Linked DNA regions of Homo sapiens: region 1 is linked to region 2. The links are chromatin loops, found by intact Hi-C in ENCODE. Cell type or tissue: K562. All regions are shown on one strand. Links, peaks and the distances in the headings refer to the core of each region. The heading gives the core; the rest is flanking DNA.

Evidence for each region. Peaks named below come from ENCODE experiments on the same cell type or tissue, not always from the same donor. Only the 100,000 strongest peaks of a DNase experiment are listed, where the experiment ranks them.
Region 1: it touches region 2 in a loop (2.4-fold over the local background); 1 of 110 quality-filtered maps calls a loop at or near these places.

The regions. Positions count from the first base shown.
Region 1 is chr7:64,705,598-64,721,911 of GRCh38, forward strand. It overlaps ZNF107 (zinc finger protein 107), which reads left to right. Exons shown (of 4, transcript NM_001282359.2): 4 at 727-5,980. The coding sequence ends at 3,059. Among named protein-coding and RNA genes, the nearest start is that of MIR6839, 35 kb to the left of the region's middle. In K562, for the core only: no CTCF peak of the experiment used is centred there; no DNase peak of the experiment used is centred there.
Region 2 is chr7:64,840,505-64,856,818 of GRCh38, forward strand. It overlaps a transcript of ZNF138 not described here and the pseudogene SEPHS1P1. Among named protein-coding and RNA genes, the nearest start is that of ZNF138, 54 kb to the left of the region's middle. RefSeq lists a cis regulatory region at 8,872-9,455 and an enhancer at 14,962-15,518. In K562, for the core only: no CTCF peak of the experiment used is centred there; a DNase peak (open chromatin) is centred at 9,157.

The DNA of each region.
Region 1 (16,314 bases), core at 5,401-13,400, 130 kb before region 2:
CTTTGTCCTGGCATAGTTGGAAACCATTTGTCTTGAGTAGTGATTCTGAGAGTCTTTCAGACATGTTCTTAAGATGTGTCTTGTCTGAAATTTTCTAGCTTTTTTTTTTTTTTTTCAGTTAAAAGAGTTTGTTCATGTTTCTTCTTGATAGTCGGTAATCACTTGCTACAACTGTTACCTGTCTGTAGTACTGCAGTCTCTTCACTGCTGTAACATTTACCTTTGATCTCAGCAACTCAAAATGTCATTCCAAAGTATACCACCATTTCTTTCAGCCCTCTATGTCATGGGAGACCGAAACCAATATCTGCAAAGGCACATAGAAGCCAGAAATAAAGATGTATATGTTTGTTATTATTTTTCTTGTCTTTAAAAAAAAAAACACTAAGAGTTGGCAATTTACTTCTAAAGGCACTATGTTATATTGGGGAACAGAAAGAGCTTTGTTGGGTAAATAAAACAGACTTGTCTCTTTCTTCTATGTGGCTCTTTGCATTGTGCTCACCTAGGGCACTGCACACACTGAACTCATTTATAAATTTTCCACAAATGTATTTTGGTGTTTATGTTTTTGTTACATTTATATGTCTATGAAGAAATTAGAGCCTGTGGTATTTTGCTATGCAATCTGGCTTATGTAGTTTGTATAATTTTATAGATTAGATTTTAAAGTACATTTATCTGAGTCTAGCAAGTGGAGTAATTTATTATTTTTATTTCTTTCAGTAATGTCTTTTCATTTTGCCCAAGACCTTTGGCCAGAGCAGAACATAAAAGATTCTTTCCAGAAAGTGACACTGAGAAGATACGGAAAATGTGAATATGAGAATTTACAGTTAAGAAAAGGCTGTAAACATGTGGATGAGTGTACGGGGCACAAAGGAGGTCATAATACAGTTAACCAATGTTTGACAGCTACCCCAAGCAAAATATTCCAGTGTAATAAATATGTGAAAGTCTTTGATAAATTTTCAAATTCAAATAGATATAAGAGAAGACATACAGGAAACAAACACTTCAAATGTAAAGAATGTAGCAAATCATTTTGCGTGCTTTCACAACTAACTCAGCATAGAAGAATTCATACTAGAGTGAATTCCTACAAATGTGAAGAATGTGGAAAAGCCTTTAACTGGTTCTCAACTCTTACTAAACATAAGAGAATTCATACTGGAGAAAAGCCCTACAAATGTGAAGAATGTGGCAAAGCCTTTAACCAGTCCTCACAACTTACTAGGCATAAGATAATTCATACTGAAGAGAAACCCAACAAATGTGAAGAATGTGGCAAGGCCTTTAAACAGGCCTCACACCTTACTATACATAAAATAATTCATACTGGAGAAAAACCTTACAAATATGAAGAATGTGGCAAAGTCTTTAGCCAGTCCTCACACCTTACTACACAAAAGATACTTCACACTGGAGAGAACCTCTACAAGTGTAAAGAATGTGGAAAAGCTTTTAACCTATTCTCAAATCTTACTAACCATAAGAGAATTCATGCTGGGGAGAAACCCTACAAATGTAAAGAATGTGGCAGAGCTTTTAACATATCCTCAAACCTTAATAAACAGGAGAAAATTCATACTGGAGGGAAACTCAACAAATGTGAAGAATGTGACAAAGCTTTTAACCGATCCTTAAAACTTACTGCACATAAGAAAATTCTAATGGAAGAGAAACCCTACAAATGTGAAGAATGTGGCAAAGTCTTTAACCAGTTCTCAACTCTTACTAGACATAAGATAATTCATACTGGAGAGAAACCCTACAAATGTAAAGAATGTGGCAAAGCTTTTAACCAATCTTCAAACCTTACTGAACATAAGAAAATTCATACTGCAGAGAAATCCTATAAATGTGAAGAATGTGGCAAAGCTTTTAACCAACACTCAAACCTAATTAACCATAGGAAAATTTATTCTGGAGAGAAACCATACAAATGTGAAGAATGTGGAAAAGCTTTTAATCGATCCTCAACCCTTACTAGACATAAGAAAATTCATACTGGAGAGAAACCCTACAAATGTGAAGAATGTGACAGAGCTTTTAGCCAGTCTTCAAACCTTACTGAACATAAGAAAATTCATACTGGAGAGAAACCCTATAAATGTGAGGAATGTGGCAAAGCTTTTAACCGATTCTCAACCCTTACTAAACATAAGAGAATTCATACTGGAGAAAAACCCTATAAATGTGAAGAATGTGGAAAAGCCTTTAATCAATCCTATCAACTTACTAGACATAAGATAGTTCATACTAAAGAGAAACTCAACAAATGTGAAGAATTTGGCAAGGCCTTTAAACAGTCCTCACACCGTACTATACATAAAATTATTCATACTGGAGAGAAACCCTACAAATGTGAAGAACATGGCAAAGTTTTTAACCAGTCCTCAAACCTTACTACACAAAAGATAATTCATACTGGAGAGAACCTCTACAAATTTGAAGAACATGGAAAAGCTTTTAACCTATTCTCAAACATTACTAACCATAAGATAATTTATACTGGAGAGAAACCCCACAAATGTGAAGAATGTGGAAAAGCTTATAACCGATTCTCAAACCTAACTATACATAAGAGAATTCATACGGGAGAGAAACCTTACCAATGTGCAGAATGTGGCAAAGCCTTTAACTGCTCCTCAACCCTTAATAGACATAAGATAATTCATACTGGAGAGAAACCTTACAAATGTAAAGAATGTGGCAAAGCTTTTAACCTATCCTCAACCCTTACTGCACATAAGAAAATTCATACTGGAGAGAAACCCTATAAATGTGAAGAATGTGGCAAAGCTTTTAACCAATCCTCAAACCTTACTACACATAAGAAAATTCATACTTCAGAGAAACCCTACAAATGTGAAGAATGTGGCAAATCCTTTAACCAGTTCTCATCTCTTAATATACATAAGATAATTCATACTGGAGAGAAACCCTACAAATGTGGAGATTATGGCAGAGCTTTCAACCTATCCTCAAATCTTACTACACATAAGAAAATTCATACTGGAGAGAAACCCTACAAATGTGAGTATGGCAAAACTTAATTGATCCTACAAGCTTACTACACATAGGAAAATTCATACTGGAGAGAAACTACAAATGTGAAGAATGTGTTAAAGCCTTTAACAAGTCTTCAACTTTTTCTGCACACACGAGGTATTTTATACTGGTGAGAAACCTTACAATGTAAAGAATGTGGCACAGCTTTTAACTAATCTTCAAACCTTACTGAAAGTTGAGAAAATTCGTACTGGAGAGAATCCTACAAATGTGAAAAATGTGGCAAATCCTTTAACTGATCCTCAACTTTTACTAAACATAAGGTAATTCATACTGGAGAAAAGCCATACAAATGAGAAGAATGTGGCAATGCCTTTAATCAGTCCTCACACCTTTCTACACATAAGATAATTTATACTGGAGAGGAACTCTATAGTTGTGAAGAATGTGGCAAAGCTTTTAACCAATCCTCATACCTTACTATACAGAAATTCATACTGGAGAGAAAGCCTACAATTGTGAAGAATGTGGCAAAGCTTTTAACCTTCCTTAACCCTTAACTGTAGATAAGAAAATTCATACTGGAAAGAAACCCTACAAATGTGAAGTCTGTGGCAAAGCTTTTAACTGATTCTCAACTCTTACTACATGTAAGAGTATTTATACTGGAAAGAAACCCTACAAATGTAAAAAACGTGGCAATGCCTTTAACTGGTCCTCACACCTTGCTACATATAAGACAGTTTATACTTTGAGAGAAACCCTGCAAATGTGAATAATGTGGCAATACTTTAAACCAATCCTCAAACCTCACTAAACATAAGATAATACTGAAAACTTTACAAACCTGAATGATGTGACAATAATTTTGACAACACCTCGAACTTTCTAACATAAATCATACTGGTGAAAAATCCTAGAAATGTGAAAAATATCACAAAGCCTTTAAATGGTTGTCACACTTGATTGTAGGTAAGAATCCATACTGAAGAAAACTCCTGGAAGTGTAAAAAATGTGGCAACACTTTTAATAAATGCTCACCCCTTATTGCACAGGAAAGCATTTATACTTCAGAAAGATTGTACAAATACAAGGAATGTGGAAAAGCCATTATTATCTGCTCAGATTTTACTCAACATTAGAGAGTTAGTACGTAATAAAAGCATTATAAATGCAATTTTTGTCAAGAGATCTTTCAGAAAATATAAGCCTTTAAAGTGAAGAAGAGGAGCCAGTTGTGCTGGCTCACATCTGTAATGCCAGCACTTTGGGAGGCCAAGGTGGGTGGATCACCTGAGGGCAGGAGTCTGAGACCAGCCTGGCCAACATAGCAAAACCCCATCTCTATTAAAAATTTTACAAAAATTAGCTGCGTGTGGTGGCAGGCCCCTGTAATCCCAGCTAATTGGGAGGCTGAAGCAGGAGAATTGCTCAAACCTGGGAGGCGAAGATTGCAGTGAGCTGAAATCACACCACTACACTCCAGCCAAAGCAACAAGAGCAAAAACTTCGTCTCAAAAACAAAACAAAAAAAGAGTATTCATTGTGAGGACAAACAATACAAATACGAAGAGGGTTGTAGTACCTTTACTTGTATCACAGATACTTTTGTACCCATTTTGCACTAGAGGAAAACCATGAAGCAGTTGCTCAAATGTTGTTCAACACCAGAAAATTTATATTGGAGAAAAGCACTGTAAATGTAATGCATTTGTGAAAACATTTTTTAAAAAACTACAGCTTAGAAAATACCAGAGGCCTCATACTAAAATATATTTTTGCAAGTGAAGTAAATATAAAAATAATTTAATCCAAAATTAAGTCTATATAAATATCAGAGAATTCACAGTAGAAATATCTAAGGTACTGACACTTCAGACATTGCTGAGTATAGAATCAGAATGCTGAGTATAGAAAATAATTTAAAACTAAAGTTGGTAGGTAAATAATGTGTATATAACTTTAAAAGAAGTAGAATTTTTTTGTAGATGTATAATTACATTCAAATTATATTTTTTCTTGAAAAATTAGTTTTTGAAAAGCAAATGATGTAATTCAACTCAAATTCATGCTCTTCATTCCTATTGTATTCACATGTGAAAGCATGTGATTAATTTTTCATGCATCAAAGATATGAGAAATCATTTCTGTTAGGTCGGTATTATTTATGACACTTTCTATGAAAGAATAAGGACATTAAAATGTAAGATGCATGATGAAAACCTGAGTGAAGAGGCTGTTTGTGTTTAACTTATAATATTGAGTGATCCATGAAGTAGGTTTTCAGAGCAATATTCTTCTGCATTATAGTAAGAGAAAACCATTTTTAATCTTAGTTAAAATTAAAGTGAATTAGTAGTATATCATTTTACTATTTGTACTTTTATGTAATAAAATGCAATGTGTTTAAAAATTTTTGGATTATGCGTGAACTTAGTTTTTTAATTAAACTTTTTTTAACATGTTAAAACTATTGTGCATTCAATGAAGTGTTTTCATGCCACTGACTTTACCTATCCCACATTACTCAAGGGTTTAGGTAAAAGAGGGTAACAGTATACTACTTGATAACATAATGGGCTAACATCTCTAATAATTATTTTTGCTAGTGACTTTAAACTGCTAATAAAGAATATTGTTCCCATAGGTTAGATTTTTATTCTTTTTAAAATTTAAACTTATTTCTCTTAATTTTTGTGGATACATAGTATGTGTATATCTTTATGCCATGTATGGCATATTTTGATACAGGCATATAATTTTATGTATTAATCACATCAGGGCAAAAGATGTATCCATCAACTCCAGCATTTCTCCTTTGTATTACAAACCAATTCTGCACTTTTAGATACTTTAGAATGTACAGTCGTTACTACAGGGTCATTTTATGGTTATAATAAAAATTATATACAAGTATAAATAAACCATGAGAAAATTCTGAGTTCTGAATAAACATTTAAAAAATGTTATATATTTTTCTTTGAACATGTGACCTCTCTGCCTGCAAACATACAGCATTTTAGTTTTGATTTACATACACTTAACTATACACATATATTACTCTAAAAATGAACCTTAGGTATGAGAAAATTATGGAGCAAGTAAGTGTGTTTGTGTATTAGCTTGTACCTATTTTCAGAAGACGAGCAATATTGGAACAAAACTAATCTTTTTTTTTTTCGAGACGGAGTCTTGCTCTGTCGCCCAGGCTTGGAGTGCAGTGGTGCGATCTCGGCTCACTGCAAGCTCCGCTTCCCGGGTTCACGCCATTCTCCTGCCTCAGCCTCCCGAGTTGCTGGGACTACAGGCGCCCAGCACCACGCCCGGCTAATTTTTTTGTATTTTTAGTAGAGACAGGGTTTCACCGCATTAGCCAGGATGGTCTTAATCTCCTGACCTCGTGATCCGCCCGCCTCGGCCACCCAAAGTGCTGGGATTACAGGCGTGAGCCACCGCGCCCGGCCAAAACTAATAATTTTTAAAAGGTGACTAATTTACTAGACAACTGAAAACCTCAAAAATGCTGAAAGCAAATCTATACCCTCTGCTTTGCATTGAATTCATTTCTGTAAAATCTGGCTTACGATTTAGAATCTCCCCATGCAAAGTTTTTGTTTATACTTGCGTGATACTCATGCTACACCTTTAATTTTCTTGTTACTTATGCGTTTTTCTTTTATAATTTATCAGGTATTCATCATGTGAGCTGGTCATGGATTATAAGAATGATTTTTATAAAGTTTAGGAGTACACACAAAATAACTTCTAGATGTGTTTCCAAAATTTGTGTATTATATTTTATTTAGAACATTCTATTTCTTCTTTCCATTGTAGAATCCTATATAAGCCTACTTTTCTTTAGTTAGTATTCTTTTGTCTTGTTATAGGTGACATAAGTAAATTTATTTATTGAGCTAGTTCAGGTAAGAACTAGAAAGACTTCATAAGTCATGAAAATGTTTTTATATATAGATGTAGCAAACAAACATGACATTGCTTATGGTGTAACAGATGCTCCATAATGAGCCATATGTATTTCTGCTGGTGTTAGTTTGTAACTAACTTCAAGTCAGAGATGGAAAATATTAATAGTGAAGAACTAACATTGATTTTTTATGTGGAGAGAACATTTTTTTTCAGGCTGCAAAGCTGAATCTTGCTGTTTTTTTTTTAATTTCCTAATTATCTTCAGTTTTGTTTATCTTATGTGTCTTCAGTGTATTCAACACAGTCCTTCTTTTTCTGTGTTATTGCCACAGTTTTCTCACTGTTGTCTTCATGCCATGTCAATTCACATGGTACTTTGTAGGCTTTGATGAGAAAGTTGGTATTTTTTAATGCACTGAAAAATTGGTTATAACTAGAGAGTTTGCTTATCAATATAACTTTCAGATTAGTTAAGAAAAAAGGCATTTAATGTCCACAGGTGAGAGGATTAAATCAGCATTGTTTTCCCCTGTTTTTAAAAGGAGCATCTTATTAAATTCTTACATAAAGTGTGGCAAATATTAAATTTACTAGAAAATAGATCTTAGAAATTAAATTTTTAAGAGAGCTAATGGTAAGTGAAGAATTTTAAATTTAATTTTCCATGATATAGCACAGCATACTTTTTTTTTGCAGAATCTTCTATTTTAAAGGGTGAATATTCAAGGTTGCAAAGTAATATGACCTCTGTTGATTCAATATTTGGAATACTATGTCTTTTCTATATTGATAGGTACAATTCAGAAAAATTTCTCACTCTTTATATAATTATTTTAATAACTGGTTTAGTCTACAGTTTTTATTCTTAGTCACCTAACTAGCCAACTTCTTATTTTCTATGGAAAACTTTTGGAGATAATGGCAGCTTTTGGATTAAAACGTTTTCTGTTATTTTGCATGCAAACTTATTTACTGTGTTAACAGAGTAGTTAGTCATGAGACCATAAGAAACACCTCTTTTTCAGTGTCTTTCATTCCATTACTGTCTGCAATAAATAAATGTGTATTTGCTCTGTAAAACATTATGTTTGGAAGTATATATACATTGTCAAATGCTTAATTTTAGGTCATTAAAGTTTTACCTCACAGAGTTAACATTTTTGTGGTGAGAGCAGATGACATTGTCAGCATTTTCCAAAAATACTAATATATTATTATAATCTATAGTCACCATGCTTTAAAAAAAAAAACCTCCTGAACTTCTTTCTATCCAACTATAGTTATGTATTCTTTGACATCTTTCCACCCTCCCTTTTTTCTAAATACGCTGGATTCTGGTGGTCACCAGTTTACTCTCTACTTCAATGAGATTACATTTTGTTTATTTATGTATGTATTTATTTATTTATGAGACAGAGTCTCACTCTGTCACCCAGGCTAGAGTGCAATGGTGCTATCTCAGCTCACTGCAGCCTCCGCCTCCCAGGTTCAAGTGGTTCTCCTGCCTCAGCCTCCTGAGTAGTTGAGATTACAGGCATTCACCACCACCTCTGGCTAAATTTTTGTATTTTTAGTAGAGACAGGGATTTGCCACATTGCCCAGACTGGTGTCGAACTCCTGAGCTTAGGCAATCCACCCCTCTTGGCTTCCCAAAGTGCTAGGATTACAGGCATGAGCCGCCGCACCTGGCCGAGATTATGTTTTTTGGAATCCATGTGTACGTGAAATCATGAAATGGTCATCTTTCTGTACCTGGCTCATTTCAACAAATATAATGTCCTCCAGTTTAATTTATGTGATGGAAAATAATAGAATTTTCTTTTTTGAAGATGAATAGTATTCCATAGTATGTACCACATTGTCTTTATTCGTTAAATGTTGAACTATTGATTCCATATTTTGAGAATTGTGAAGAGTGTTGCAAGCAGTGTAGAAGTGCAATTATTTCTTCATTCTGATTTCATTTGTTTGGGATATATAAACAATAGTGAATTTTTTTTTTTTTTTTTTTTTTTTTGAGACAGTCTAGGTCTGTTGCCAGGCTGGAGTGCAGTGGCGCGATCTTGGCTCACTGCAACCTCCACCTCCCCGGTTCAAGTGATTCTTCTGCCTCAGCCTCCCGAGTAGCTGGGATTACAGGCATGCACCACCACGCCCAGCTAATTTTTGTATTTTTAGTAGAGACAGGGTTTCATGACATTGGCCAGGATGGTCTCGATCTCCTGACCTCGTGATCCACCCACCTCGGTCTCCCAAAGTGCTAGGATTACAGATATGAGCCACTGCACCTGGCTGAAATTGCTGTATTATATGGTAGTTTAATTTTATTTTTTGAGAAATATTTAGTTTTTTATAATGACTGTCCTCATTCACATTCAAACCAGTGTGCAAGCATTCCCTTTTCTTCACAACCTATTTTCTTTGTAATAAGAGTAATTCTCACAGGAGTGAATGGATACCTCAAAGAGTTTTGGTTTATTTTCTCTGATAATTGATGTTGAGCATTTTTTATATATCTCTTAGCCATATGTATGTCTTTCCTTGAAAAATATTTAAGCCTCTTGCTCATTTTTAATGGTTATTTGTCTTTTGTTGTACAGTCATTTAAGCTTTTTTTAAAATATTAACCCCTTGTCACATGTGATTTGCAAGCATTTTCTCTCATTTTTTAGTTGTCTTATCCTGTTGGTCGTATCAGATTCTGTGCAGCAGCTTTTTAATTTGAAATAGTCTGACTCATCTATTTTTTCTTTGATTCCCTGAGAGTTTGAGGTTAAGTTAAAAAAGTCACTGCCTAGACCAATGTTATGGGGATTTCACTCTATATTTTTCATAGTAGTTTCAGAGTTTCAGGCCTTACATTTAAGTATTTAATTTATTTTGAGTTGATTTTTATATATAGTGTAATATGGTCTCATTTTATTTCTCTGCATGTGGATATAAAGTTTTCTTGACACCATTTGTTGAAGATACTATTTTTTCCCTAGAAAATGTTCACCTACGTCTAAAATTAGTTAACTGTAAATACATGAATATACTTCTGGTCTCTCTTTTCTGTTCCATTGGCCTATGTGTCAATATACACAACTTCCCATGATTTAATCAGGAAAAAAGAGAAGTCTTAAACAGAGCAAAAATGTATTAAATGTATAATAAAATTGAATTTGTAATAAAACAAAAACCCTACAAAATAAAACAAGCCCTGGATCAGATGTATTTGCAGCCTAATTTTACCACAAATACAAATATGATCTGGTACTAATTCTACTGAATATATTCCAAAAATGAAAGTGGGTTTCCTTCCCAACTTGTTATATGAAATCAGTATCATCTTGATACCAAAATCTGCTTAAGACACAACAAAAAAAATCTACAGGCCAATATTCCTGGTGAACATTGAAACAGAAATCCTTCCTGAAATACTAGCAAGCTGAGTTCATAAGCAAATCAAAAAGTTATTTTGCCACAATCATGTGAGTATTATTTTATGACTGCAAAGATATTTCATCATATGCAAGTCAATAAGTGTCATTCACCATGTGAAGATAATTAAACTCATAAGATCAGATGATTATAACAATAGATGCAGAAAAAGCACTCAAGAAAATCCAATATTCGTTCAAAAATCCTCAACAAACTGGGCATTGAAGAAACATATCTCACAATAATAAGAGCCATCTATGACAAATTCTCAGCCAACATCATACTGAACAGGTGAAAGCTGGATGCATTCTTCATAAGAATAAAAATAAGAATATCCACTCTAAATACTCCTATTCAACATAGTTTTGGAAGTCCTAGCCAGAGCAATCCAACAAGATAAAGAAATAAAAGTCATCCAAATAGGAGAAAAGAAAGTCAATTTTCTACCAGGGAAACTTTAGAGATTTCACCAAAAGACTCCTAAGTCTAAAAAATGACTTCAGCAAAGTTTCAAGATACAAAATTAACATACACAAATGAGTAGCATTTCTGTACACCAATAACATTCAAGCTGACAATAAAATCAAGAGCACAGCTTTATTTAAAATAGCCACACCAAAAAATTAACATACCTAGGAATGCATTAAGTCATGGAGGTAAAATATCTCCACAGGGAGAACTACAAAACACTACTGAAACAAATCAGAGACGACACATAGAAATGGAAAACATGGCTGGGCGCGGTGGCTCATGCCTGTAATCCCAGCACTTTGGGAAGCCGAGGTGTGTGGATCATGAGGTCAGGAGTTCAAGACCAGCCTGGCTAACATGGTGAAACCCCATCTCTACTAAAACTACAAAAATTAGCTGGGCATGGTGGCGCGTGCCTGTAATCCCAGCTACTTGGGAGGCTGAGGCAGGAGAATCGCTTGAACCCAGGAGGCAGAGGTTGCAGTGAGCCGAAATTGCGCCACTGCACTCCAGCCTGGCAACAGAGCGAGACTATGTCTCAAAAAAAAAAAAAAAAAAAAAAAAAGGGAAAACATTCCATCCTCATGAATTTGAAGAATCAATATAATTAAAGTGTCCATGCTCCCTAAAGCAACCCACAGATTAAGTGTTATTTCTATCAAACTATCAATGCCATTTTTGGTGAACCTAGAAAAAAAAAACTTTGAAATTCATATTAAAGAATAAAAGAGCCCATATAGCCAAGGTATTCTTAAAAAGAATAAACCTGGAAGCCTAATATTACATGACTTCAAACTGTACTACATGCTACAGTAACCAATATAACATGGTTCTGATACAAAAAAAATACATCCTCTCCCTCTCCCTCTCCCTCTCCCTCTCCCGTCTCCCCACAGTCTCCCTCTCCCTCTCTTTCCACGGTCTCCCTCTGATGCCGAGCTGAAGCTGGACTGTACTGCTGCCATCTCGGCTCACTGCAACCTCCCTGCCTGATTCTCCTGCCTCAGCCTGCCGAGTGCCTGCGATTGCAGGCGCATGCCGCCACGCCTGACTGGTTTTCGTATTTTTTTGGTGGAGACGGGGTTTTGCTGTGTTGGCCGGGCTGGTCTCCAGCTCCTAACCGCGAGTGATCCGCCAGCCTCGGCCCCCCGAGGTGCCGGGATTGGAGGCGGAGTCTCGTTCACTCAGTGCTCAATGGTGCCCAGGCTGGAGTGCAGTGGCGTGATCTTGGCTTGCTACAACCTCCACCTCCCAGCCGCCAGCCTTGGCCCCCCAAAGTGCCGAGATTGCAGCCTCTGCCCGGCTGCCACCCCGTCTGGGAAGTGAGGAGCGTCTCTGCCTGGCCGCCCATCATCTGGGATGTGAGGAGCCCCTCTGCCTGGCTGCCCAGTCTGGAAAGTGAGGAGCGTCTCTGCCCGGCTGCCATCCCATCTAGGAAGTGAGGAGCGTCTCTGCCCGGCCGCCCATCGTCTGAGATGTGGGGAGCGCCTCTGCCCTGCTGCCCCATCTGGGATGTGAGGAGCGCCTCTGCCTGGCCACGACCCCATCTGGGAGGTGAGGAGCATCTCTGCCCGGCCACCCCGTCTGAGAAGTGAAGAGCCCGTCCGCCCAGCAGCCGCCCCGTCTGGGAAGTGAGGAGCGTCTCCGCCTGGCAGCCACCCCGTCCAGGAGGGAGGTGGGGGTCAGCCCCCGCCCGGCCAGCCGCCCCGTCCGGGAGGGAGGTGGGGGTCAGCCCCCCCCAGGGCAGCCGCTCCATCCGGGAGGGAGGTGGGGGGTCAGCCCCCACCCGGCCAGCCGCCCCGTCCGGGAGGGAGGTGGGTCAGCCCCCGCCCGGCAAGCCGCCCTGTCCGGGAGGTGAGGGGCGCCTCTGCCCGGCCGCCCCTACTGGGAAGTGAGGAGCCCCTCTGCCCGGCCACCACCCCGTCTGGGAGGTGTACCCAACAGCTCATTGAGAACGGGCCATGATGACAATGGTGGTTTTGTGGAATAGAAAAGGGTGAAAAGTGGGGAAAAGATTGAGAAATCGGATGGTTGCTGTGTCTGTGTAGAAAGAAGTAGACTTGGGAGACTTTTCATTTTGTTCTGTACTAAGAAAAATTCTTCTGCCTTGGGATCCTGTTGATGTATGACCTTACCCCCAACCCTGTGCTCTCTGAAACATGTGCTGTGTCCACTCAGGGTTAAATGGATTAAGGGCGGTGCAAGATGTGCTTTGTTAAACAGATGCTTGAAGGCAGCATGCTCGTTAAGAGTCATCACCACTCCCTAATCTCAAGTACCCAGGGACACAAACACTGCGGAAGGCCACAGGGTCCTCTGCCTAGGAAAACCAGAGACCTTTGTTCACTTGTTTATCTGCTGACCTTCCCTCCACTATTGTCCTATGACCCTGCCAAATCCCCCTCTGCGAGAAACACCCAAGAATGATCAATAAAAAAATAAAATAAAATAAAAACAAAAAAACAAAAAAATACATATAGACCAATGGAACAGAAGAGAGAGCCCTGAAATAAAGCTACACTTCTACAAACAACTTATTTTTGGCAAAGTCAATAGAAATAAACAAAGGGAAAGTAACTCCCTATCTAATAAATGGTACTCGGAAACCTGGTGAGTCATATGCAGAAGAAAAAAACTGAACCTGTACCTCTCACCATATAAAAAACATAAGATAGTTTAAAGACTTAGTTGTGAAGCTTCAAGCTATAAAAATCCTAGATGAACACCTAGAAAGTACTCTTCTAGACACTGGCCTCTGGAAGGAATTTAACACCTTAAAAATAAATGCAACAGGCTGGGTGCAGTGGTTCATGCCTGTAATGCCAGCACTTTGAGAGGCTTAGGTGGGCAGATCATGAGGTCAGGAGTTTGAGACCAGCCTGGCCAACACAGTGAAACCCTGTCTCTACTAAAGATACAAAAAACCAGCTGGGTGTGGTGGTGCACACCTGTAATCCCAGCTACTCGGGAGGCTGAGGCAGAATTGCTTGAATCCAGGAGGCGGAGGTTGCAGTGAGCTGATATCATGCCATTGCCCTCCTTCCTGGGCGACAGGGTGAGTCCTTTGTCTTAAAAAAAAAAAAAATTGAAAATTGACATCTAATCTAGAGCTTCTGTACAGGAAAATAAACTATTGACAAAGTAAATGGACAACCTACAGTATGGAATAAAATATTTGCAAACTGTGTACAATAAAAATTAATATATAGAATCTATAAGAAATTTAATAGGAAAAAAGCAGACAAATGATATGAATAGATACTTCTCAAAGGAAGACATAAAAACTGGCAATAAACATGCAAGAAAATTGCTCAACATCTCAAATTATCAGAGAGATGTCAATCAAAATGACAATATGATACCATCTCACAACAGTTAAAGTGGCTGTTATTAAAAAGTCAAAAAATAACACGTCGTAGTTGTGGAGAAAAGGGAATCTTTACACACTGTTGGTGGCAATGCAAATTAATTCAGCCCCTGTGGAACACAGTTTGGAGATTTCTCAAAGAACTAAAGATACAATTGCCATTTGACCCATCAACCTTGTTACTGGGTATATGCTTAAAGAAAAATAAATTATTTTACCAAAAAGACACCTGCACTCAGATGTTTACTGCAGCAGTATTCGCAATAGCAAAGGCATGGATTTAAACCAGGTACATATGAATCTTAGATTGATGTTTCACGTTCATTTGCTTAGATTAAAGGCCTGCTGTAGCCACGTTGCTGCAAAGAACATTACTTTTTCTTTTCTATGGCTCCATAGTATTGCATGTGTATAAGTATCTCAAATACCACATGTTCTTATTTATAAGTGGGTGCTAAACCTTGGGTGAACCTGGAAACAAAAATAAAAACAATAAACACTGGGAATTCTAAAAAAGAAAAAAAAAGGAGATAAGCTTTGAAAAAACTACTTATCAGGTATGATGTACTCTACTTGGGCAACGAGATTATTAAATACCCAAACCTCAAAATCATGCAGTATACCTATGTTACAAATATGTATGTGTACCCCTTGAATCTAAAATAAAAGTAATAAAACACTTTGTGGAATAATGACATATTACATTTCTCCAGTTCTAAGTTAATAGTTGGAATTAGGAGTGAAAGAGAATTATGTTCACTTTGGGCATAGGGGCAAATGTTTCTGTTTTTTTTTTTTTTTTTTTTTTTTTTTTTTGGGTGGGGGGACAGATTCTCACTCTGTCGCCCAGACTGGAGTGCGGTGGTGCAATCCTGGCTCACTGCAACCTCCACCTCCCGGGTTCAAGTGGTTCTCCTGCCTCAACCTCTCGAGTAGCTGGGATTACAGGCACCTGCCACCACACCCGGCTAATTTTTGTATTTTTAGTAGAGACAGGGTTTCACTATGTTAGCCAGGCTGGTCTCAAACTCCTAACCTCAAGTGATAACGCCTGTCTTGGCCTCCGAAAGTGCTGGGATTACAGGCATGAGCCACCACGCCTGGCACGAGGGGTGAATGTTTCTATACCAGGTCTCCCCACATTCTATAAGCTAACATATTTGAAAGCTCTTGGCCTGTAGCCCAAGAAGTGTTTTATTCCCAATTGTGCAGCTAAAATAAATGACTCAATATCTTTGTTTTTCATTTATTTACTGTACACTAGACTATAGAGTTAATTTGTTACTCTACTTTTTTGGGGAGAAAAATGTTAAGTTGTTCAATCATATTTTGTTGTTGTTGCTCACGCTGGAGTGCAACGGCGCGATCTCCGCTCACTGCAAACTACCCCTCCTGAGTTCAAGTGATTCTCCTCCCTCAGCCTCCCGAGTAGCTGGGATTACAGGCCTGTGCCACCACGCCCAGCTAATTTTGTATTTTTAGTAGAGACGGGGTTTCTTCATGTTGGTCAGGCTGGGCTCAAACAGGATGGTGACAGAGTGAGACTCCGTTTCGAAAAAAAGAAAAACAATACTGTACTTCAACAAAAGTTGCCATAAATTTCAAGTTAATATGCTCACACATATATTCTCCCTAGAAGGGCCTTGGTGTGTTTGGAATCAAGGTATAGCATTTCTGGCCTTTCTTGTGCTTCTTTGTTTATGTAAAATAGGAAGACAAGAAGCAAAACAGTCAACCATGACATATCTAGTTTCTACAACCACAGCATCTGAATTCTCACGTTATGTCAACTAGAAATATTGACAGTATTTCATAACTGAAAAAAATTGATACTTTATATTTTTACTTTTTTTAGTTTATAAAAATTTTTAGTTTCTGAATTGTATAAGTTAAACAACTTGAACATGCAGATACCTAAAATTTTTACCTAGATAATAGTATTAATATTTTGGCCAGGCACGGTGGCTCGTGCCTGTAATCTCAGCACTTTGGGAGGCCGAGGCGGGCGGATCACCTGAGTTCGAGAGTTCAAGACAAGACTGACCAACATGAAGAAACCCCGTCTTTACTAAAAATACAAAATCAGTCGGGCATGGCGTCGCATGCCTG
Region 2 (16,314 bases), core at 5,391-13,390:
CATATAATTTATGTATTAATCAGATAAGGGCAAATGAAGTTTCCATCAACTCTAGCATTTATCTTTTGGATTACTAACCCATTCTACACTTTTACTTACTTTAAAATGTACAATTAAATGCTACTGACTACAGGGTCATTTTTATGAGTGAAATAAAAATTATTTACAAGTATAAATAAAACCCTGAGTCTTAAAATTCTGAGTTCTGCTTAAACATTTAAAAAAATTTGTTATGTATTTTTCTTTGAACATTTGGTCTCTCTCTGCCTGCAAACATACAGAATTTTAGTTTTAATTTACATAAAATTAGCTATGCACGTATGTTACTCTAAATAAACCTTAGGTGCAAGAAAATTATAGAGTATATATGAGGATGAGTCTGTACCTATTTTCAGAAGAATAGAGCAATATTGTAACAAAACAAATATTTTAATAAGGTGACTTATTAACTGAAACTGAAAACCTCAAAAATGCTGAAAGCAAATCTATACTCTGCTTTTTTTTTAAATTTATTACTGTAAAATCTTCTGACTTAGGGTTCAGAATCTCCCCATGAAAAATTTCTGTTTTTCCTTGCCTAGTACTCATGCTAGACCTATAATTTTCTTGTCTCTTACGATTTTTTCTTTTATAGTTTATGAGGTATTCATTACGTGAGCTGGTCATGACTAATAACGATTTTTATAAAATTTAATGCACACTGAACAATTTTTAGATGTATTTCCAAAATTGTGTATTTTATTAGGACATTTGATTTTTTCTTTTAATTGGAGAATTCTACATAAGCCTGTATTTTTTAACTTTTTTTGTTCTCATTATAATTGACATAAATATATTTATTGAGGCAATTTGTTCAGATAAGAACTCGGGATGCTTCATAAGTCATGATGTTTTTTAATATATAAATGTGGCGAACAAACATGACAGTGCTTGCTGTGTAGCAGATGCTCCATGATAAGCCATAAATATTCCTGCTAGAGTTAGTTTGTAAGTTCAAGTCGGAGAGGGAAAATATCAATAGTGAAGAAATAAGATTGATTCTTCCCGTGGAGATAACAATTGTTTTCATGCTGCGAAGCTAAATATTGCTGAACCTAAAGAGAAACTCTGTTTCTTTTATTTCCTAATTATCTTTAGTTTTGTTTGTCTTATTATGTGTCTTCTGTGTATTCATCACAGCCCCTCTCCCTTTTTTCTACGTGATTGCTACAGTTTTCTCATTGTCTTCATGCCATGTCATTTTACATGGTACTTTGTAGGTTTTGATGAGAAAGTTGGTATTTTTAATGCACTCAAAAATTGGTTTTAGTTAGAGAGTTTGCTTATCAATATAACTTTCAGATCAGTTAATTAAGATAAAACGCATACACTGTCCATAGATCAGAGGATTAAATAACTTAGCATTGTTTTTCTGTTTGTAAACGGAAAATCTTATTAAATTCTTACACAGAGTGTGACACATTTAATATTTGCTAGAAAATGCATCTTAGAAATTAAATTATTAAGAGTTAGTGGTGAGGAATTTTAAATTTAATGTTCTATGATATAGCACAACACAGATTTATTTATTTATTTATGAAATGGAATCTTGCTCTGTCACCCAGGCTGGAGTGCAGTGGCGTGATCTTGGCTCACTGCAACCTCCGCCTCTTGGGTGCAAGCAATGCTCCTGCCTCAGCCTCCCTAGTAGCTGGGATTGCAGGTGCCTGCCACTACACCCAGCTAATTTTTGTATTTTTAGTACAGACGTGGTTTCACCATGTTGGCCAGGCTGGTCTCGAACTCCTGACCTCGTGATCTGCCCTCCTCTGCCTCCCAAAGTGCTGGGATTATAGGCGTGAGCCACTGTGCCCTGCTGAATCTTTTATTTTTAAGTGTGAATGTTAAAGGTTGCAAAATAATAAAATGACCTCTGTGGATTTGAAATTTGGAATAATATTTCTTGTCCATATTGATATTACAACTCAGAGGAATTTCACCCTGTTATTTTATGTGTCTTTTTAGTGAGTGAAGGTCAGTGTACAGTTTATATTCTTAGTCACCTGTCGTCAACTTCTTGGTCATTTTCTCTGGAAAAATTCTGGAGATGATGGCAACTTTTAGATTATTTTGTGTTACTTTTTATGCAAACTTGTTCATTGTGTTCCCAGAGTGGCCAGTCATAAGTCTGTAAGCAACACCTTCCCTTTTAGTGTCTTCCATGTCATCACCATCTGTAATAAATAAGTAAATGTGTATTTATTTTGTAAAACATAATACTTGGAAGTATATATACATTGTCAAATGCTTAATTCTAGGTAGTTACCTCACATAGTTAACATTTTTGTGGCAAGAGCATGTGACATTGTCAGCATTTTTCAAAACTACAAATACATTATTTTGATCTATAGTCACTATGCTGTACAAAACAATCTCTTGAACTTATTCTATTAACTATAATTATGTATTTTTTGATCAACATCTTTTCAAACCCTCCTTTCTCCTAAATAACTTGTGTCTGGTGGCCACCACTTTACTTCAATAAGATTAAGTTTTTTAGAATCCCTTTGTAAGTGAAATCATGAAATAATAATCTTTGTGCCTGGCTCATTTCGACAAATATAATGTTTTCCTCCAGGTTAATTCGTGTGATTGAAAATAATAAAATTTCCTTCTTTAAAGATGAATAGTATTCCATTGTGTGTATATACCACATTGTCTTTATTTACTCATTAAATGTTGAAACCACTGATTTTATATTTTGGTAATTGTGAAGAGTGTTGTAAAAAACAGGCACATGTTTCTTCATTCTGATTTCGTTTGTTTTGGATGTATAACCAATAATAAAATTGCTGTATTTGGTGGTTTAATTTTAAATTTTTTTGAGAAATCCTTATTTTGTTTTTTGTAATGACTGTCCTCATTCACATTCAAACCATCAGTGTGCAAGCATTGCCATTTTTTCACACCTTGACTAACACATTTTTAAAATAGGAGTAATTCTAACAGAAATAAGTTGATATAGTTTTTTTTGCTTTCCTTTCCCTGATAATAACTGATATTGAGCATTTTTATGTGTCTCTTGACCATATGTATGTCTTGAAAAATATTTAAGCCTTTCATTCTTTTTAATAGTCTTTTGTCATATAGTCATTTGAGTTTCTTATATATTTTTGATATTAACCCCTTGTCACATGAATGATTTGCAAATATTTTCTCCATTTTTTTAGTTGTCTCATTTTGTTGATTGTATCAGATTCCATGCAGCAGCTTTTTAATTTGAACTAATCTGACTTACCTATTTCTCTTTTGATTCCCTGGAATTTTGAGGTTAGTTTATTTTTTTTATTTTTTTGTTTTTTGAGATGGAGTTTCGCTGTCACCAGGCTGGAGTGCAGTGGTGTGACCTTGGCTCACTGCGTCCTTCACCTCCCCAGTCCAAGAGATCTCCTGCCTCAGCCTCCTGAGTAGCTGGGACTACTGGTGTGCGCCACCATGCCCAGCTAATTTTTGTATTTTTAGTAGACACAGGGTTTCACCATGTTGGCCAGGCTGGTCTCAAATCTCTTGACTTTGTGATCTGCCCGCCTTGACCTCCCAAAGTGCTGGGATTACAGGCCTGAGCCACTGCGCTGGCCAAGGTTAAGTTTTTAAAAAGTCACTGCAGCCTAGAACTCCTGGGCTTAAGATGTCCTCCCTCTTCACTCTCCCAACTAGCTGGGACCACAGGCCCAAGCCTGTGTGCCCAACCTGTTGTTATTATTTTTAATGTTTGCTAGTTCCAGGGGTGCACAGAGATTTAAAGGGCACATTTTCTCAGGGTTTGGGCATAACATGAGCACTGGGAATGGAAAAGGTCCTACAGTGCCCAGAAGAATAGAGTCTGGATGTGGGTCTTACCACTCCCTTTCTCAATTTGATTCATTCTTCTTTGAGGAGACAGTGATAGCAAAAGGGAACTTGGGCTTGGGGTTGGAGGGTCTGATTTTAGGTCTGGAGTCGATCTCTGAAAGGCTATGTGAGATTGGCACTGTCTACAACCTCTCTTCTGCATCCGCAAAATGAGAAAGGTGAGGCTGGATGAGCCCTGAGGTCCCTTTCACTCTTTTTAATTTTTTATTTTTTTTTAATTTCCATAGGTTTCGAGGAACAGGTGGTATTCAGTTACATGAGTAAGTTTTATGTGTTTTTTTGTTTTGTTTTGTTTTGTTTTGTTTTTATGAGACAGAGTCTTGCTGTGTCACCCAGGCTGGAGTACACTGGCACAATCTCTGCTCACTGCAACCTCTGCCTCCCGGGTTCAAGTGATTCTCCTGCCTCAGCTTCCTGAGTAGCTGAGATTACAGGTGCAAGCCACCTCGCTCAGCTAATTTTTGTATTTTTAGAAGAGACGGGGTTTCACCATGTTGGTCAGGCTGGTCTCGAACCCCTGACCTCGTGATCTGCCCGCCTCGGCCTCCCAAAGTGTTGGGATTACAGGCGTGAGCCACCGTGCCTGGCTGAGTAAATTTGTTAGTGGTGATTTGTGAGATTTTGGTGCACCCATCACCTGAGCAGTGTATAATTAACCCAATTTGTAGTCTTTTATCTCTCACCTCCTTCCCAACACTCCTCTCTGAGTCTCCACCATCCACTGTGTCATTTTTATGCCTTTGCATCCTCATAACTTAGCTCCAACTTATGAGTGAGAACATACAATGTTTGGTTTTCCATTCCTGAGTTACTTCACTTAGAATAATAATCTTCAGTCCTATCCAGGCTGCTGTGAATTACATTAATTCTTTCCTTTTTATAGGTAAGTAGTATTCCATCATATATATACTACAGTTTATTTGCTCGTTGATTGATGGGCATTTAGGTTTGTTTCACATTTTTGCAATTGCAAATCATTCTGCTATAAACATACATGTGCAAGTATCTTTTTTGTATAATAACTTTTTGCTCCGGGTAGACACCCAATAGTGGGATTGTTGGATCAAATGGTAGTTCTACCTTTAGTTCTTTAAGGAATCTCCACACTCTTTTTCATAGTGGTTGTGCTAGTTTACATTCCCACCAGCAGTGTAGAAGTGTTCCCTTTTCACTGCATCCACACCAACATTTATTATTTTTTGATTATTTGATTATGGCAATTCTTGTGGGAGTAAGGTAGTATCACATTGTAGTTGGGATTTGCATTTCCCTGATTATTAGTGATGTTGAGCATTTTTTCATATGTTTGCTGGCCATTTTTATATCTTCTTTTGAGAATTGTCTTTTCGTGTTTTTAGCACACTTTTCGGTGAGATTGTTTTTTCCATGCTAATTTGTTTGAGTTCATTGTAGATTCTGGATCTTAGTCCTTTGTCAGATGTATAAATTTTGAAAATTTCCTCCCACTCTGGGTTTTTGTTTATAGTTTTAGGTCTTAGATCTTAGATTTAAGTCTTAGATCCATCTTGAGTTGATTTTTGTATAAGATGAGAGATGAGGATCCAGTTTTATTCTTCTACATGTGGCTTGCCAATTATCCCAGCACCATTTGTTGAATAGGTTGTCCTTTTCCCACTTTATGTTTTTGTTTGCTTTGTCAAAGATCAGTTGGCTGTAAGTATTTGAGTGTATTTCTGGGTTCTCCATGCTGCTCCGTTGGCCTACGTGCCTGTTTTTATACCGGTACCATGCTTTTTTGGTGACTGTGGCCTTATAGTACAGTTTGAAGTTAAGTAATATGATGCCTTCAGATTTGTTGGTTTTGGTTGGTCTTGCTTTGGCTATGTAAGCTCTTTTTTGGTTCCATATGAATCGTAGGATTGTTTTTTATAGTTCTGTGAAGAATAATGATAGTATTTTGATGGGAATTGTGTTTAATTTGTAGATTGCTTTTGGCATTGTGGTCATTTTCACTATATTGATTCTACCCATCCATGAGCATGGGATGTGTTTTCATTTGCTTGTGTCGTGTATGATTTCTTTCAGTAGTGTTTTGTAGTTTTCCTTGTAGAGGTCTTTCACCTCTGTGGTTAGGTATATTCCCAAGTATTTTGTATTTTTATGCAGCTGTTATAAAAGGGGTTGAGTTCTTAATTTGATTTTCAGCTTGGTTGCTGTTGGTATATAGCAGAGCTACTGATTTGTGCACATTGATTTTGTATTGTGAAGCTTTGCTGAATTTATCAGTTTTAGGAGCTTTTTGGAGGAGTCTTTAGTGCTTTCTAGGTATACAATTATATCATCAGGAAAAAAAATACAGTTTGAGCTCTCTTTACCAGTTTGGATGCCCTTTATTTCTTTCTCTTGTTTGATTGCTTTGAGTAGGACTTTCAGTACTATGTTGAATGAAAATGGTGAGAGTGGACATTTTTGTCTTGTTCCAGTTCTCAGAGAAAAATGCTTTCAACTTTTCCCCATTCACTATTATGCTGGCAGTAGATTTGTCATAGATGGCTTTTATTTCATTAAAATATATCTCTGGTATGCCAATTTTGCTGAGGGTTTTAATCATAAAGGGATCCTGGAATTTTGTCAAATGCTTTATCTGCATCTATTGAGATAATCGTGATTTTTTGTTTTAATTCTGTTTATGTGGTGTATCACATTTATTGACTCCACATGTTAAACCATCCATGAATCTTTGGTATAAAACCTACTTGATTATGGTGGATTATTTTTTAATATGTTGTTTGATTTGGTTAGCTAGTATTTTCTTAAGAACTTTTGCATCTGTAGGCTGGGCTTTGTGGCTCACACCTGTAATTCCTGCACTTTGGGAGGCTGAGGTGGGCAGATCACTTGAGGTTAGGAGTTTGAGATCAGCATGGCTTACATGGTGAAACCCCATCTCTTCTAATACATATATATATATATATATTTTTTTTTTTTTTTTCTGCAGTTCTTGGTTAGAATGTTCTGTAAGTAACTGTTAAGCCCGTTTGTTCTAGGGTATAGTTTAAGTCCATTGTTTCTTTGTTGACTTGCTGTCAGTGGAGTATTAAAGTTTTCCACTATTGTGTTGCTGTCTATCTCATTTCCTAGGTCTAGCAGTAATTGTTTTATAAATTTGGTAGCACCAGTGTTAGGTGCATATATATTTAAGATTGTGACATTTTTCTGTTGAACAAGGCCTTTTATTATGATATAATGTCCCTCTTTGTCTTCTTTAACTGCTATTGCTTTAAAGTTTGCTTTGTCTGATATAAAAATAGCTACTCCTATTTGCTTTTGGTGTCTATTTGCATGGAATGTTTTTTTTCCACTCCATTACCTTAAGTTTATGTGAATCCTTATGTTAGATGAGTCTCTTGAAGACAGCAGATAATTGGCTGGTGAATTCTTATCAGTTCTTCAATTCTGTATCTTTTAAGTGGAGCATTCAGGCCATTTACTTTCAATGTTAGTATTGAGATGTAAGGTACTATTTTATTCATTGTGTTATTTGTGGCCTGTATACTGTTTTTTTTTAAATTGTATTTTTGTTTTATAGGTCCTGTGAGATTATGCTTTAAAGAAGTTCTGTTTTGACGTGTTTCAAAGATGTGTATCAATATTTTGAGCTCTTTTTAGTAGTTGTTTTAGTGCTGGCTTGGTAGTGGCAAATGCTCTCAGCATTTGTTTGTCTGAAAGAGACAGTATCTTTTCTTCATTTATGAAGCTTAGTTTCACTGGATAAAAAATTCTTGGCTAATAATTGTTTAATTTAAAGAGACTAATGTCCCAATCTTTTCTAGCTTGTAGGGTTTCTGCTGAGAAATCTGCTCTTAATCTGATAGGTTTTTCTTTCCAAAGTTTTAGACTTCTCTTTCTCGTCAGAAACACCAATTATTCTTAGGTTTGCTCACTTAAAATCATTCCAAACTTCTTGGAAGCTTTGTTCATTTTTTCTCATTCTTTGTTTCTTTGTTGTTGTTGGGTTGGGTTAATCCAAAAACCTTGTCTTCGAGCTCTGAACTTCTTTCTTCTGCTTGCTTGATTCTATTGCTGAGACTTTCCAGAACATTTTGCATTTCTCTAAGTGTGTACTTCATTTTCTGAAGTTGTAATTGTTTTTCGTTTATGCTATCTATTTCACTGAAGATTTCTCCCCTTATTTCTTGTATTTTTTTTATTTTCCTAAGTTGGACTTCACCTTTCTCTAGTGCCTCCTTGATTAGTTTAATAACTGACCTTCTGAATTATTTTTTCAGGTAAATCAGGGATTTCTTCTTGGTTTAGATCCATTGCTGGTGAGTGTGATTTTGGTGGATTTTTTTTTTTTTTTTTTTTGAGACAGTCTCGCTCTGTCGCCCAGGCTGGAGTGCTGTGGCATGATCTCTGCGCACTGCAGGCTCCACCTCCCGGGTTCACGCCATTCTCCTGCCTCAGCCTCCTGAGTAGCTGGGACTACAGGTGCCTGCCACCACGCCAGGCTAATTTTTTGTATTTTTAATAGAGACAGCATTTCCCTATGTTAGCCAGGATGGTCTCAATCTCCTGACCTCGTGATCTGCCCAGCTCGGCCTCCCAAAGTGCTGGGATTACAGGCATGAGCCACCACACCTGGCTGGGGGGAATGTTAAAGAACTTTGTTTTGTCATACTACCAGAATTGTTTTTCTGGTTCCTTCTCATTTGGGTAGGCTATGTCCGAGGGAGTGTCTAAGTGTCAACACTACTGTTCAGATTATTTTGTCCCATGGGGTATTCTCTTGATGTAGTACTCTTCTCATTTTCCTATCAATGTGGCTTCTTGAGAGCCAAGCTGTAATGATTGTTATCTTTTTTCTGGATCTAGTCACTAGGCAGGTCTCCAGGCTGGTACTGGGGGTTGTCTGCACAGAGTCCTGTGATGTGAATTGTCTGCAGGTCTCTCAGCTGTGGATATTAGCACCTGCTTTGGTGGAGGTAGCAGGTGATGAATTGGACTCTGTTAAGGTCCTTAGTTTTGGTTGTTTAATGCACTATTTTTGTACTCGTTGGCTACTTGCCAGGAGGTGGCGCTTTAAAGGGAGCATCAGCTGTGGTAGTATAGGGAGAATCAGGTGGTGAGTGGGGTCCTAGGACTCCCAAGAATATATGATATTTGTTTTCAGCTACCAGGGTGGGTAGGGAGGGAAGATCATGTGGGGACATGGGTAGGCATGTCTGAGCTTAGCCTCTGCTTGGGCGGGGTTTGCTGCAGCTGCAGTGGGAAGTGGGGGTGTGGTTCTCCGGTCAATAGAGTTATGTTCCCAAAGGATTATGGCTGCCTCTGCTGTGTCATGCAGGTTGTCAGGGGTGTGGGGGAAAGGGGGAGAGCCAGCAGTTACATGACTCACCCATCTCTCATGCAACCCCAAAAGCAAGACTCATTCCCACCATGCTCCCCACCCCCAAGAGCACCGAGTGTTCTGCCAGGCAGTGAGGGAACAGAGCTAAGAACTTGCCCCTGGCTACCAGCCTCCCAGCTGCAAAAGCAAGCAGGGCTTTTGTGCCTTGCTGCCTGTGGAGTCTGCTCACCCAATTCACACCCTTTCCGAATTTCTGGTCAGGAGACTTCACGTTTGGTTAGAATTGTTAGAAAGTTCAGCTGGAGGTTTCCTTCTCCCTGTGGTCCTTTCCAAGTTCCCCTGGCAGCCCTCCCCAAGGGCCCCTTTGACGCAAGTCTAAAATGGCTTCCCAGAAGACTCAGAGCCCACCGGGCTTTTCCCACTTCTTCTACCTCTGTATTTAGCTCAGCTCTCTAAATTGACTCAGCTCCAGGTAAAGTCAGATTTCTTATTCCATGTTCTAGACTTTCAGGTTCCCCAGTGAGGGTATGTGTTCAAGGGCAGACTATCCCTTTTTCCCACTTTCACATCTTGAACACTATCAATATTTTGGCTGTCTGCCAGGTCCTGTTGGAGCAGTTTGCTTCCGTCAGAGGGTCTTTGGATTCTCTCAGCTCTCCTGGTTTATTCCTGCAGTACTTCTGGAGAAAAGTTAATGATGCGAGTCTCCACATACTGCTCTGAGTGGGAGCTGCAATCTAGCCCTTGCCTCCTGTTCGCTATTTTTTCCCCCAGAAAAGGGGTTTTTAAATTTCTCTTTATTTCTACTAATTTAGAAAATTCAAAGCCAAAAATGTTGGGTCAAAAATAAAAAGTAGCATTGGATGAGAGGGTGTTGGGCATAATGGTTAAGATTGAAACGCCGTATCAGGTGGTTCCTTGTTTCATTCCAGTTTTGCCATTTATGGACTATATGACATGAATACAGTTTCTTGATCTCTCTGTGCTTGACTCTTCAGCTCTTTACTGCCTAAATCATAGGGTTTTGGTAAAATTAAAGCAGTTAATACAAATAAATGTGCCCAATAAGTCCCCAGCACATAGCAAGTGTACAGGAAATTTATTCACTCTTATTTATTGATTCTTTTAGATCATGATTAATGTTAAACCTAAAAACAAGGTGGCCACATCAGTGGTTTGTAACCCATGTTTCTTCTAGTCAGTCTGGGGGTATAATAGTAGTTGAATGTTTTAAATACTATCCTTTTAAAAATATATATATTAATAGCATTTTTCATTCACCAGAGTTCTGTACATTATGGGGTACAATGAGATATTTGAATATATGTATATAGTATGAAATGATTTTGTCGAGTTAAATAACAACTTGCTTACCTATCATTTTTTTGTGGTGAGACACTTGAAATTTACTCTTAGTTATTCTGAAATATACAATACATTATTGTTTACTATAGTCACCCTGCTGTGCAATAGAACTCAAAACCTATTTATCCTGTCTATTTGAAACTTTGTATTTTTTGATCAACCCCTCTCTGTTTCCTTCCCACCACACCCAGCCTCTGGTAAAGATTATTCCACTTTGTACTTTTTTGAGTTAAACTTTATTCTTTTTTTTATACAACAGCAATTTAAAAAATTAAGTATTTATTTGAATAACAAGTTTAAGTTTGGGCTGCAATGTTGGCAATGCAGGTTTTTAACACAGATCACAAAAAGCGTGCACAAAAATGTACGAGCGCAAAGGACAAAATAATGCTAAGAATTACGCTAAATAGCTGCTGATTTTAAGAAAACAAAAGGCCTGAAATCACTATACAAAATATAAAATGTATTAAACACTACCATCCACAGAACAGTCTTTATTATTGATTATATTTAAAAATTATTTGCGTAATTATATATTGAATTGTAAATGAGTATTATACATGAACCTCCATTTGGAAGGCAATTCCTTGTAGCACTATAAAATACCTAATTACATTGCAAAAAGTATCCTTTTTTTGCTATCGATAAAGAAAACAGTTAATGGTATTACTGTAAATGTCAGGAAGCCTCCAAAAAAAGAAATAAGATTTCTTTTTTGTCTTCAAAGTGTTTTCCAAGCAGTGAAGCACTTGCCGTGTTGAACTGAATGCACTACTGGAGAATGTTCTGGGTCCAAGATGCTCTTGAGAGAAGACTAGGCTTTTCAAATCAAACACTCAAAGGAATCATGCAACCCTCTTATGACTGGGATGCCGTCATGTGCCACTGACCAATGCTATCTCTCCAGAAAACCATTCAAGACTCTTAAAAAATCAGACTTATAATAAATATACATAAAATGAAGACACCAACTGCTCTTTGACATGACTACGATAATGTCTGTGCTATGTGGAAGCACATTTAAAAAGAGCCTATTCGGCAAAAGGTAAGTGTCTAAAGATTCAAAATGTATCAACAGTATTGGATAACAATATAATTCTCAACTCAGAAGCTGCCTCAAGATTAGGTGCATCTTCAGTTAATGTGACAGGAAAAAAAGGCATGGATTTTATTTTATTAATTGTATCCACTTACAAACTGACCTAAGGTCACCTGATATGTAGATACAGTGAGATTTTTGTTGCTTATAGTCTTTAATTGAAGCGATGATAAAGGAAATAGATCTATTTAAAAACAAAACCAAACAGCTATTTCTGCTTAGATTAAGAGGTGGCCCCGGGTGTGGGATTCACATTTTGAGTGGCCACTTGTGGTGCAATCTCGATGATCAGGGGTTTGTCTATGATTCTGGCTGTGTGGTTGCCCTTCTCTACAATCCCAATAATCCATGCTTGGTGGTCTTCACCATATTTGGGGGACTTTATCTCTGCACAGAACCGAGCTGTTTGCTCACATGGTAAACAGATCAGAAGCCCGCCTGTCCTGTTGAGCCTCGCCATGTTCATCATCACCTCCTCGTAGGCCAGCTCTACATCTTCTTGGGTGACCACTAGTTTAATATTATTCCATTTCTTAGGAATATCCAGCCACTGATGCACAGCCACTGCCCCCTGTGTCCCCAGGGGTTTTGTCAACACCAGCACATCCCCTGGTACTGCATTGTCTGGCATGATAAATTCACTGGGCTGACAGACAGTGGTAGTGACTCTTCCCAGGACAATCCAGGGGTTTAGTACTGTTTGGCCGCCCATTACAGACGTTTCTGCCTCCTCAGCTGCGTCTTTAAAACCTTGGATAATCAGAGGCATCACTTTATCCATTTCCCTGTTGGTCATTTTATTACTGACTCCAAGGAGCATCAGCATATTGTCACATTCTGTGACCCCCATTGCGTAGAGGTCACTGAGGACATTGGCACATGCTATCCTGCCTGTCACGTAAGAGTCGTCTACAATTGGGTAAATGTAATCTGTAGTTTGAACCAAGGAAAGCCCACCGTGTCTCAAAGGAATGACAAGTATCCATTCCAATGCCAAGCCTTGGCATAAAGGCTCCCAGAAACTGCTCATCTTCTTGGAAGTGGTTCTGTAAAGATTCCAGCAATTTTTGCAGGACATCTTGGGGCACTTTGTAGCCTGTGCCCTTCAGTTCAGTGAATCTGGTTAGCCGGAAGCTTTTGTCCAATTCGTAACTTTCCGGGTTAAAGGACTCCCATGTAGATATGGTTGTTGGGCCCCACTCTCCTCACAGCTCAGCCCCTCCCTTCCCTCTGCGAGTTGGCTGGGTTCTTTATGGATCCACCGGCTCGCTTTGCGCCCCGAGTTAAACTTTTTTCTATATATATGAGATCATGTAGTATTTGTCTTTCTATGTCAGGATTATTCCATCTAGTATGCTGTCTTCTAAATTTATCTATATTGATTCAAATGATGAAACTTACCACCTTTGAAGGCTGAATAGTATTCCATTGTGTATCTATACAACATTTATTTTAAAAAATTAAATATATTGATTGAAAAACTCATGTGTTATAAAAGGGCATTCCCGTCTTAAAGCACATACTAGTGTACTTCAGCATATACATATCATATTAATCGTTAATTTGTACTGAGCATTAACCATAATACTTTAATGTGTTAATAAATTTAATTCTCACAGTAACTGAATAACATAGGTGTTATTATCCTCAGTTTGCAGAGAAAGAAACACAGCCAATATTAAAACACAGGCAAATGTGTCTCCAGAGATAACACTCCTTAGTATAACAATAAAAACCATCTTTAATCGTTTGAACCCAGGAGGTGGAGGTTGCAGTGAGCCGAGATCGAGTCACTGCACTCCAGCCTGGGTAACAGCAAGGCTCTGTCTCAAAAAAACAAAACAAAACAAAAACCTCTTTAACCAGAAAAAAAAAAATAATTATTTTCACACTCACTTTTAATAAAAATTAACAAAAATTGAATAATTGGTTACATTTTCATTGTTTAATGTTTTTGTGAATGTATAAAATGGTACACAAGGAATAAATAAGCCAGAAAACTTAATATTTTTAGAGGATTCTACTATACTGTAATAAAATATTGAACTTTAAACACACACACACATACATATGTACTTCTTTTTTTTGGAGACAGAGTCTCACTTCATTGCTCTGGCTGAAGTGCAGTGACGTGATCTCAGCTCACTGCAACCTCCATCTCCCAGGTTCGACTGATTGTCCTGCCTCAGCCTGCGAAGCAGCTGAAACTACAGGCACACACTACCACACCTGGCTAACTTTTGTATTTTTAGTAGAGATGAGGTTTCACCAACTTTGCCAGGCTAGTCTTGAACTCCTGACCTCAAGTGATCGGCCCACCTCGGCCTCCAAAAGTGCTGGGATTATAGGCGTGAGCCATCACACCTAGTCATAATATAAATATTGCTTGAATGCATGAACATTTATGTAGATATTTGCTCTTAGATTAACATGACAAAAGTAACAATTAGAAAAAAACATTTGAAATGGGATAAAACTAGTCAAAACCACATCTTTTCAATGGCTTGGCATAATTGACATGCTTTTTGAAATGGCCAGATTACTGACAAGAAGCAAAGAGAAGATTTAGACTTCGGTCTATCGTTAAGGTTTTTATTTTTGAAATCTAAAATCCTGGCTAAAGGATTTGAAGAGAGTATTCTTTAGGTGGCTTCCTAGGGTTTTCAAGGCAATACAAATAATTTTCATGGGTAGGAAAATGCATACTATATACATACATTGCTTTTCTCTGATTTAACATTAAAAGATTGAAGATTGCAAATCTAATCTCTCAATTTAGAATAAATTAAAGGATTTATTTTTCAGCCAAGCAAATAATTATATTGAATTAATAGGTAACAAATGTCATTAGCTGACAAAAGATAGTATGACTAGATTCAGTAAGTATGTAGCCATGTAACTAACAGTCCATTAAATTAAGGCCCTTATAGGTGCGTGTGGACATCATTTCTGTACAATGTCATGCACCTCCACCCAGCACCTTCATTTGCCTGTTTACAGAGATACCAATTTCCCCTGAGTGACTCAGGGTGAATACTAAGAATTGAGAATGCTGTGTTCAGAGGGATTACTAGGAACATATTATAAAGAAATTCTGTAAATCTTACTCTGCCTCCCAAAGGCTATTAGTAAACAATTGTTTATTTACAGTGCTCAATTGAATTCATGGAAAATTTCAATATTCCTGGTAAGTCAGAGACGCTTAAATGTCAACAAAATTTCATAATACATACATGAATGAGATAAAGTCTTCTTAGTTAAGAATTTTATTTTATCTTGCGTGCAAAAATGTAAGGGGGCCTCTCCCTCTCCCTCTCCCTCTCCGTCTCCCTCTCCCTCTCCGTCTCCCTCTCCCTCTCCCTCTCCCTCTCACTCTCCCCACGGTCTCCCTCTCATGCGGAGCCGAAGCTGGACTGTACTGCTGCCATCTCGGCTCACTGCAACCTCCCTGCCTGATTCTCCTGCCTCAGCCTGCCGAGTGCCTGCGATTGCAGGCACGCGCCGCCACACCTGACTGGTCTTGGTGGAGACGGGGTTTCGCTGTGTTGGCCGGGCCGGTCTCCAGCCCCTAACCGCGAGTGATCCGCCAGCCTTGGCCTCCCGAGGTGCCAGGATTGCAGACGGAGTCTCGTTCACTCAGTGCTCAATGGTGCCCAGACTGGAGTGCAGTGGCGTGATCTCGGCTCGCTACAACCTACACCTCCCAGCCGCCTGCCTTGGCCTCCCAAAGTGCCGAGATTGCAGCCTCTGCCCGGCCGCCACCCCATCTGGGAAGTGAGGAGCGTCTCTGCCTGGCTGCCCATCGTCTGGGATGTGAGGAGCCTCTCTGCCTGGCTGCCCAGTCTGGAAAGTGAGGAGCGTCTGCGCCCGGCCGCCATCCCATCTAGGAAGTGAGGAGCGCCTCTTCCCAGCCGCCATCACATCTAGGAAGTGAGGAGCGTCTCTGCCCGGCCGCCCATCGTCTGAGATGTGGGGAGCGCCTCTGCCCCGCCGCCCCATCTGGGATGTGAGGAGTGCCTCTGCCCGGCCGAGACCCCGTCTGGGAGGTGAGGAGCGTCTCTGCCCGGCCGCCCCGTCTGAGAAGTGAGGAGACCCTCTGCCTGGCAACCACCCCGTCTGAGAAGTGAGGAGCCCCTCCGCCCGGCAGCTGCCCCGTCTGAGAAGTGAGGAGCCTCTCCGCCCGGCAGCCACCCCATCTGGGAAGTGAGGAGCGTCTCTGCCCGGCAGCCACCCCGTCCGGGAGGGAGGTGGGGGGGTCAGCCCCTGCCCGGCCAGCCGCCCCATCCGGGAGGGAGGTCGGGGGTCAGCCCCCCGCCCGGCCAGCCGCCCCGTCCGGGAGGTGAGGGGCGCCTCTGCCCGGCCACCCCTACTGGGAAGTGAGGAGCCCCTCAGCCTGGCCAGCTGCCCCGTCCGGAGGGAGGTGGGGGGGTCAGCCCTCCGCCCGGCCAGCCGCCCCGTCTGGGAGGTGAGGGGCGCCTCTGCCCGGCCGCCCCTACTGGGAAGTGAGGAGCCCCTCTGCCCGGCCAGCCGCCCCGTCCGGGAGGGAGGTGGGGGGGTCAGCCCCCCGCCCAGCCAGCCGCCCTGTCCGGGAGGGAGGTGGGGGGGTCAGCCCTCCGCCCGGCCAGCTGCCCCGTCTGGGAGGTGAGGG